2 separate regions of the Homo sapiens genome follow, and region 2 is linked to region 1. Evidence: chromatin contacts called from ENCODE Hi-C or POLR2A ChIA-PET data. All regions are on one chromosome and are shown on one strand. Each heading gives the region's core, a stretch centred on a gene start or an enhancer-like site at or near the end of the contact. The rest is flanking DNA. Distances are from core to core; before and after follow the strand shown. Region 1 overlaps LINC01768 (long intergenic non-protein coding RNA 1768). Region 2 has its middle 25 kb from the start of AHCYL1.

Region 1 (3,508 bases), core at 238-2,737:
TCTGCAGGGAAATTTGAAAATAAGTTTCGGTGATCTTAAAAATATTTATATCTTTTGACTCAGCAATGGTACCCTATGAATAAGGGGAAGGGGAAATCGAAGATAAGAACAAAGACTTAAAAAAAAAACAGGATGTTTACGATAACGTAATGTTTTAAAATAGTATTTAATAGAATGAGGTGTGGCTTAAGATACAATGTTAACTATGAAAGGATATGAAACATATATACAGTACAGGTCTAATAAAAATTTATGTCCAATTCGATGATTATTCAGAAATGGAATAATCAATAGGCTTCTGTTCTCCTGTCATTGTTCTCTAGCCAGCCAATTGCTCTTCCTTTCTGTGGATCAGGTGGGTAGGATTAGACAGTGACAGCCTCACGGTCACTTGGGGCTTTTCTTAGTTCAGCCTACGGAGTCCTGAGTGTAGTATAATTTTCAACATCTTTATCTTGTGCTTTTCGGGACAATAGAGACTCCCCCTTGCTTCAAATGCTGTTTTCTATTGCTTTCACCATCATACAACCCTGCACTTGTCAATTTTTATCCCCACACAGATCATGTTTTGGTTGGGTTTTACTGTATTTGTCTATCTACATAAAAAATAATAAGTAAAGGAAACACTAAAATGTTCCTTCTGTGTGATGGAAGTTTGTTGATTTTAATATTCTCCCATACCTGTAAATATTGCTGAGAATGGAATTGCTGATGGCCGCTTAGCATTCTGACATATGGGTACACTCTAGATGATTTAATCAAACTCCTATTCTTGAACATTTAGATAACTTACCATTTCCCCTTGCTGTAAGCAATGCTTCGGTAAACACCTTGGTACACACATCTCTGTGCCAACTGGACCCTGCAGAATTATACACACATGAACCAAAAAGGTGACTGCCTTCCCCTTTTCTCCTTAGTGTGGGAGAGCAGACATGTATAGCAATAACCATACTATAAAACATAATGTGTTAGGAGAAGGATTTCAGTCCAGGTATGGACCAGGCTGCCTGGAGGAGGAGGCATTTGAGCCAGGCTCCTCAAGCAGAAAGCTGGGAAGAGGGAGCTGATCTCCCTGGTAACCACAGAAAGTCTTCTCAGTGAGCAACTCCCGCTGTGGCTCCTGAGAGCTGGGAAAACAGGCCTTCATACCAGAGCCAGAGAATCTGGGGCCCCAGTCCCCAGCCCTCTTGGGAATATGGCAGCTCTCTTCAAGGGGCAGGAACAGCATCTCTCATCTACAGAAGCCAGGAGATTTCCCCCAGCTTCCTTCCAGCTCCACCAAAATCACCCCACACTCAGAGCCCCTGCGTTGGGGGAGGGAGGGTCTTGACAGCCCCCTGCAACCCCTGCCCCCACCTTGTGCCCCCAGGGAGCAGGGCAGAGGAGCTATTCCCTGACAGTGCTGAGCCATGCGGCAGGCCCACAGGCTCCCATTCCTGCCGTCTCTCAGCGTCTCCGGCCAAACCCCAGCTCCTGGGGTTAATGGAATGTTGAGCAATCCTTGGAATTTTTCAGTGAGAAATAAGTACTTTCGAATTCCGTTCAGGCCTCCTGAGTAGGGCGCGCTGCCTGCAGCCCAAAGGCTGGAGCCTGCAGCGCCTGAGTCTTCCTGAACCGGCATCAGGGAGCACTGGGGGACTTTTCAGTGTTTGTTTTCTCCTCCTGCTGGCCAGGCTGTAGGACACTATTACAATGAGGTCATGGGGCCCTGCCCCACTGCGTCCATGGGTGGTTGAGCAGCCAGGATCTTTCCCTTCACAGGCTGGCTCGGGTGTGCACACGGGTGTGCTGGAGGACAGGCGGGGTCAGAGCCCAAGCTCAGCCTGAACCCCTCAGGACCTCCCTGCCCCATCACTGCCAGGTCTTATTCCCTATCCGGGGTCTGCCTTGGCCTAGGGCCTTGGGCCACATTCTGTATCTAGTCTCGTGGGGGCCGTGTGAGGAACCTAGTTTTTACTTGCTAGAGATAATTGAACAGTACCCTGCAAGTAGTTCTCAGCTCAAATGGCACCTCCTCTGGGAATACTTCTTGAAACTTCCTCCACAATGTCAAGTTCCCCTATTATACATTCTCATGGCACCCTATACCTCTCCATCTAAGTCCTTGCCTCTGTTATTAAAAATAATTATTTGTTAAGCAAATACACAAATAATAATAAAATAATAATTATTTGTGTATGTGCTAAATGTCTGTCTTGACCACAGACGGTATGCACCATGAGGGCAGGAGTCCATTTTGTTCACTGCTGTATCCCCAATACCATCTGCAGTGCTTGACATATAGTAGGTGCTTTATGGATTGCACTATGCCAAGCAAAGATTCTTAAGAAAGTATAAGGCTTCTGCCTCTTAAGGGGCTCTTGCCAGGACATGACCTCCTGGGGATTTTCTCTTCTTAAGAGACAGGTCTCACTATGTTGCCCATGCTGGACTTGGAATTCTTGGCTCAAGTGATCCTCCCACTGCAGCCTCCTGAGTAGCTGGAACTACAGGGGTGCACCACTGCACCCAGAAATTCCTCTGGGATCCTGTACCAGATTTGGGGGTACCTCCAAGCATGGCCCCACTGTTGGCCTCATTTTCCCTCTGTGTTCCAGGTCCTCCAATTTCTGCCTCATCTACAACGAGGTAAGTGGGAGACCAAAGTGTCACTGTTCAACTGAAAGCAAATCTCCTTTGTCTGTGATCAAATTGCAAGTTCGCAGGCAAGGGGTCCTGACCAGGCAAGGGGTCCTGCCCCGGCAACGGGATATTTTGCAGATACCCACTGTGTCAGAATTCCTGGCTCCGGGGCAGGTCCTGACCCCACCTGCACACCTCCACTTTATCTTAGCTTTGCGTAAGGTTTGAAAGTTCCCAAAGCCCGTCACACTGTTATTTCATCTGTACCTCCCACCAGCACTACCCTTCCCATTTTACAGAAGAGAGAACTGTCCCAGAGAAGTGAGCTTCTCTAGTCATGATGAGGAAATGGCAGGGTGAGCTTTCTAGCTCCACGGGCAGGATGGGGAATGTGGGAGGCAGGTAGCAGGTGGGAGTTGGGTCCTGGGAAGTGGAAGACACAGGCCAGGCACCTAGAGAGTCATGCCAGGGTCCTGAGGTAGGAACACAGCCACCTCAGAAGGTACTGGAAACAAAGCAGTCCCCTCTGCTTTGTAAGAAGCCTTCACTTTGTAAGCCAGACAGTTTTTATGATTCTTATGTTCTCTGTGTTAATTTCCCTGATTTCCTCCCTTAGTGGGAAGTAGGAAAAACTCAGGAAAGTTCTAGTTGGCCTCAGCTGTGCAGAGGGGAGCCAAAGGAATAGGTTTGCATCTCAGCATGTGCCAGAGTGTTTCAAGTGGCCAGCATGCTGGGTGGGGGAATCATAAAGGGGAGGGGGCTGGGCAGTCCTGGGGGCCATTGTTTTCAATGTCACCCTGACCCTGACCCCAGACACTCGGAGAGAATCACAGCTTAAGCATGGAAAACTTGGGGTTTCTGTCATTAAAATGAGTAGGCTGAC
Region 2 (3,483 bases), core at 616-3,115, 83 kb after region 1:
AAATTGGACCTTCGAAACAACACTTGCCCTAGAGAATTAACCATTTATTTGTGCACCCAACCCCCTCCCCCCCCCATTGATTTAACTTGTACATCCTTCTGGCATAACCCCAAGACAATTTTAATGTCATTTAATTATTTATAGTCCATCCCTCCTGGCCAGACGGAAGCAAGCCATGCCTACATTTAATTCCAGGGCTTAGCCTAGAGCCTGAAACAGAATAGTTGCTTAAAACACATTTCTGAAATGAATGAAATAAAGAGTAGGTCAATGAATTAACCCAAGTCCTTTGAAAGCTTCTTCTGATGTCATCATTTCTTCCTCCAACCCCACCTGGACTCTGGGGTCCCACTGTGCCCTTTTACCTAATCACTGACTTCCTCACTTGCCCATTTATGTGTCTGTCTTCCCCATCAAAGTGTGAACTCTGAAGATGACTGCCTTAATCATTTTTATACCCCTAGCACCTGATATACACTATAAACATTTGTGGGGTGAATAAATGAATGAATTACAGTTACAGAGGCAAGCAATTAGAAAAGCTCTGAAAGTTGTTAAGGGGAAGCTAGAGTATCTGGTCTTTGCATCCAGAAAAACAGACTTCTCTTTCCAAAGGAGAAAATGTGGTTAAGTAGAAAGCCCATATGCTTTGGAGAGAGAAGGCCTGAGTTCTAATTCCAGCTCTTCCACTTACTTTGGGCAAGTCACTTATCTTATCTGAGCTTCAGTTTCCTGCACTGTAAACTGGGAATAGGATTGGAGATAATGTTTGGAGGTGTCCACCACAGGCATGGGCATGTAGTAGGCTATAGCTGTGCTTGGCTATTATTACTATTTACACTTATCGTTATTAAGAGGTGTAGGAGGAATACAGAGCAAAGAGAGCCGTTAAATTTAGAATTTAGGGTTGTGTGCGGTGGCTCATGCCTGTAATCCCAGCACTTTGGGAGACTGAGGCAGGTGGATCACTTGAGGTCAGGAGTTGGAGACCACCCTAGCCAACATGGTGAGACTCCGTCTCTACTAAAAATACAAAAAAAATTAGCAGGGCGTGGTGGTAGTCCCAGCTACTCGGGAGGCTAAGGCAGGAGAATCGCTTGTACCTGGGAGGCAAAGGTTGCAGTGAGCCGAGATGGTGCCACTGCACACCAGCCTAGGCAACAGGAGACTCTGTCAAAAAAAAAAAAAAAAATTAGAATTTGGGTAGCTTTGGAGGAGATAGTTTGGGTGTGGAACGGAGTGAGGGGGACCTCTAGTCATTGTCATGGTGATACTAACCATCAAATACTGAGCCTACACTCCAAACACATCATTTCATTAATCCTCACAATAAATCCTAACGTCAGTGGTATCACCCCAATTGTCAAAAGGAGGAAACCAAACCTCAGAAAACATTTTTGAGTTTCAAGGTCACAGAGCTAGTAAGTGGTTGAGCTGGGTTCAAACCCAAACTCATTTGATTTCAAAGCATGTGCTCCAATTTTAACTTTTATTATCTTATTCTGAATAATCTGGGAGCTGAGAATATTCTGGAAATAAAATCCAGGTTAGAGACCTGCCAAGAGCCTAGACAGTGAGTTAAGCTGGGCTAAGGCACTGAGTAAACTCAGAAATGTCTGTTTGTCATCTCCCTGTGCTTACTGCTCCTGTTGTTAAAGATGTCTTAGCATCTTAAACAACTGAGCTTGTGCTGAACCAGTGAACTACATTGGGTGTGGGAGCTGGTCCTTGGGGGAAAAAAATCTCTCCCTGCACCCATATGTTTAGAAGCAGAAAGTTACCCGTGATTTTAAGAAAGCTGCCTTTTAGGAGACTGCCCTGGGCCTGGCTTATCACATGAATACAGAATACTGGTTTGCATTTCACCAGCCTACATCAGATGTTTGTTTTAGCATACCATACATTCTTAAAGCATGCGGGACAAGGAGATGCACTCCAGGAAGGGCCCTTTCAAAGTTTCGACTGGCTGTAACCTCTTTTGACCTTTGCTCTAGTGCACAGGCTCATCCTAGTCAAAGACTTGTCTTCAGCATTACAAAATTTAGAAACCAACTCTGAATTCACATGCATTGTTTGCCAATGTTTTTCAAGTCTTCTCACTTCCAGCTGGATGGTCTTAAATGTACTCTGACCCACACAGTTTCAGGCAAGTTGCAGAGCGCTTTGTAGGTATCCGATAAGTATGCCCTGAATTGAGAGGCTAATTAAACAAGAGGAATTTAGCAATATCACCTCTTGGCGTGAGTATTATGTAGCATCTGTAGTCGGGAGGGGTGGAGGGGTTGTAGAGCAGGGGTGACTTCTTTAAAACCTCTCAGTTTGCATATATGCCTCCCCTACGAAAAGTCCTGCTGGTAATAAACATAATCTGCCCTGTGTGTTCCCACCACAGGGGGGACATATAGCATGAATAAGAACTGGCTTCCCTTAGAGAGCTTTTCCAAAGGACACCATCTATTTACTCAGCAAATATTTACTGAGCAAAATGGGAGGAGAAGGGCATTCTGGGGAGAGAGAAGAGTTTGAACAAAGCTAAAAAGGAGGGAAAACCAGGAGTATGTATGGGATACACTGAATAGTCAAATTCAGGTGATAAAATCTGAAAGGTAGGAGGGAACTGATAAGTAGAGCTTTGAATGCGTGGCAAGGAGTTTGGACTTACTGAAACAGGCAAAAGGGAGCCAAAGAAGATTTTGAGCAAGTGATAAACATAATAAAAAATGCTTATTAGGCAAGTTAATATGCCAGCAGTTCCTAAATTGGACTGGGTTGAAGAATAACAATATAAAGCAGCCAGCAATGATTGAGTAGTTACTATGTACCCAGCACCATGCCAAACTCTTTGCATACATTTTCTCATTTAATGAAAGTAATAATTAATGCATTTAAGACTCAGTGTCTGGCCCATAATGTATTCCAACCCTCACAATCATCCTGTAAATTGAGTATTATTACCTCAGTTTTATAGGTGATGTCTATATTGGTCTGTTTGCTATTGCTTATAACAGAATACCTGAAACTGACTAACTTCTAAAGAAGTTTATTTCTTACAGTGATGGAGGCTAAGAAGTCCCAGGCTGAGGGGCTGCATCTGGCGAGTCTTCTTGCTGGTAGGGAGTCCCCAGGTAGTTCGGGGCACCCCATGGTGAGAGGCTGAGCAAGCTAATTAACTAATTAATTAACCATTTAATCCATTAATCCATGAATGAATTAATACACAAATGAGGGCACTGTTCACATCAAATGTTTGAGAGTTTTTTTTGTTTTTTTTTTTTCTTTTTTCTGTGTCTAAAGGGTTTTTATTTAAGAGCCTGTAGTGCTGAGTTCCACCAAGGATTTGGAAGGTCACTCTCAGCAGCAGCCACTTCTGCCAGGACCAGTGGTGAGCACCTGGCAGGGCCTTGCTGTTTCCACATAAGGCAAAGGAATCCAGCTTTTCTGTAGGATTTTTGCTGCAGCTGTTCAAAACCTTGTGTGAGCCAG

Evidence for each region. A loop is a pair of places that touch in the nucleus more often than their neighbours do. ChIA-PET counts read pairs that join two places held with the same protein, here RNA polymerase II (POLR2A). Pooled maps may share reads with other maps.
Region 2: a loop to region 1 is called in a map of Caco-2, with 7 times the contacts of the local background. The contact joins two enhancer-like sites. A Hi-C loop is called at or near these places in 3 of 168 maps with a recorded cell type or tissue (Caco-2, GM23248 and endothelial cell of hepatic sinusoid) and 2 of 50 pooled maps. POLR2A ChIA-PET finds 5 or more read pairs at or near these places in 1 of 52 experiments (activated CD4-positive, alpha-beta T cell).

The regions. Positions count from the first base shown.
Region 1 is chr1:109,875,969-109,879,476 of GRCh38, forward strand. All of the region lies in intron 4 of LINC01768 (long intergenic non-protein coding RNA 1768), which reads left to right. Among named protein-coding and RNA genes, the nearest start is that of CSF1, 33 kb to the right of the region's middle. RefSeq lists a silencer at 1,523-1,711. Within about 2 kb of position 1,488, at least 23 of the 41 ENCODE cell types and tissues checked have a DNase peak (open chromatin) inside an H3K27ac peak, as active enhancers do.
Region 2 is chr1:109,958,171-109,961,653 of GRCh38, forward strand. No RefSeq gene overlaps it. Among named protein-coding and RNA genes, the nearest start is that of AHCYL1, 25 kb to the right of the region's middle. RefSeq lists enhancers at 1,649-2,220, 2,221-2,790. Within about 2 kb of position 1,866, at least 4 of the 41 ENCODE cell types and tissues checked have a DNase peak (open chromatin) inside an H3K27ac peak, as active enhancers do.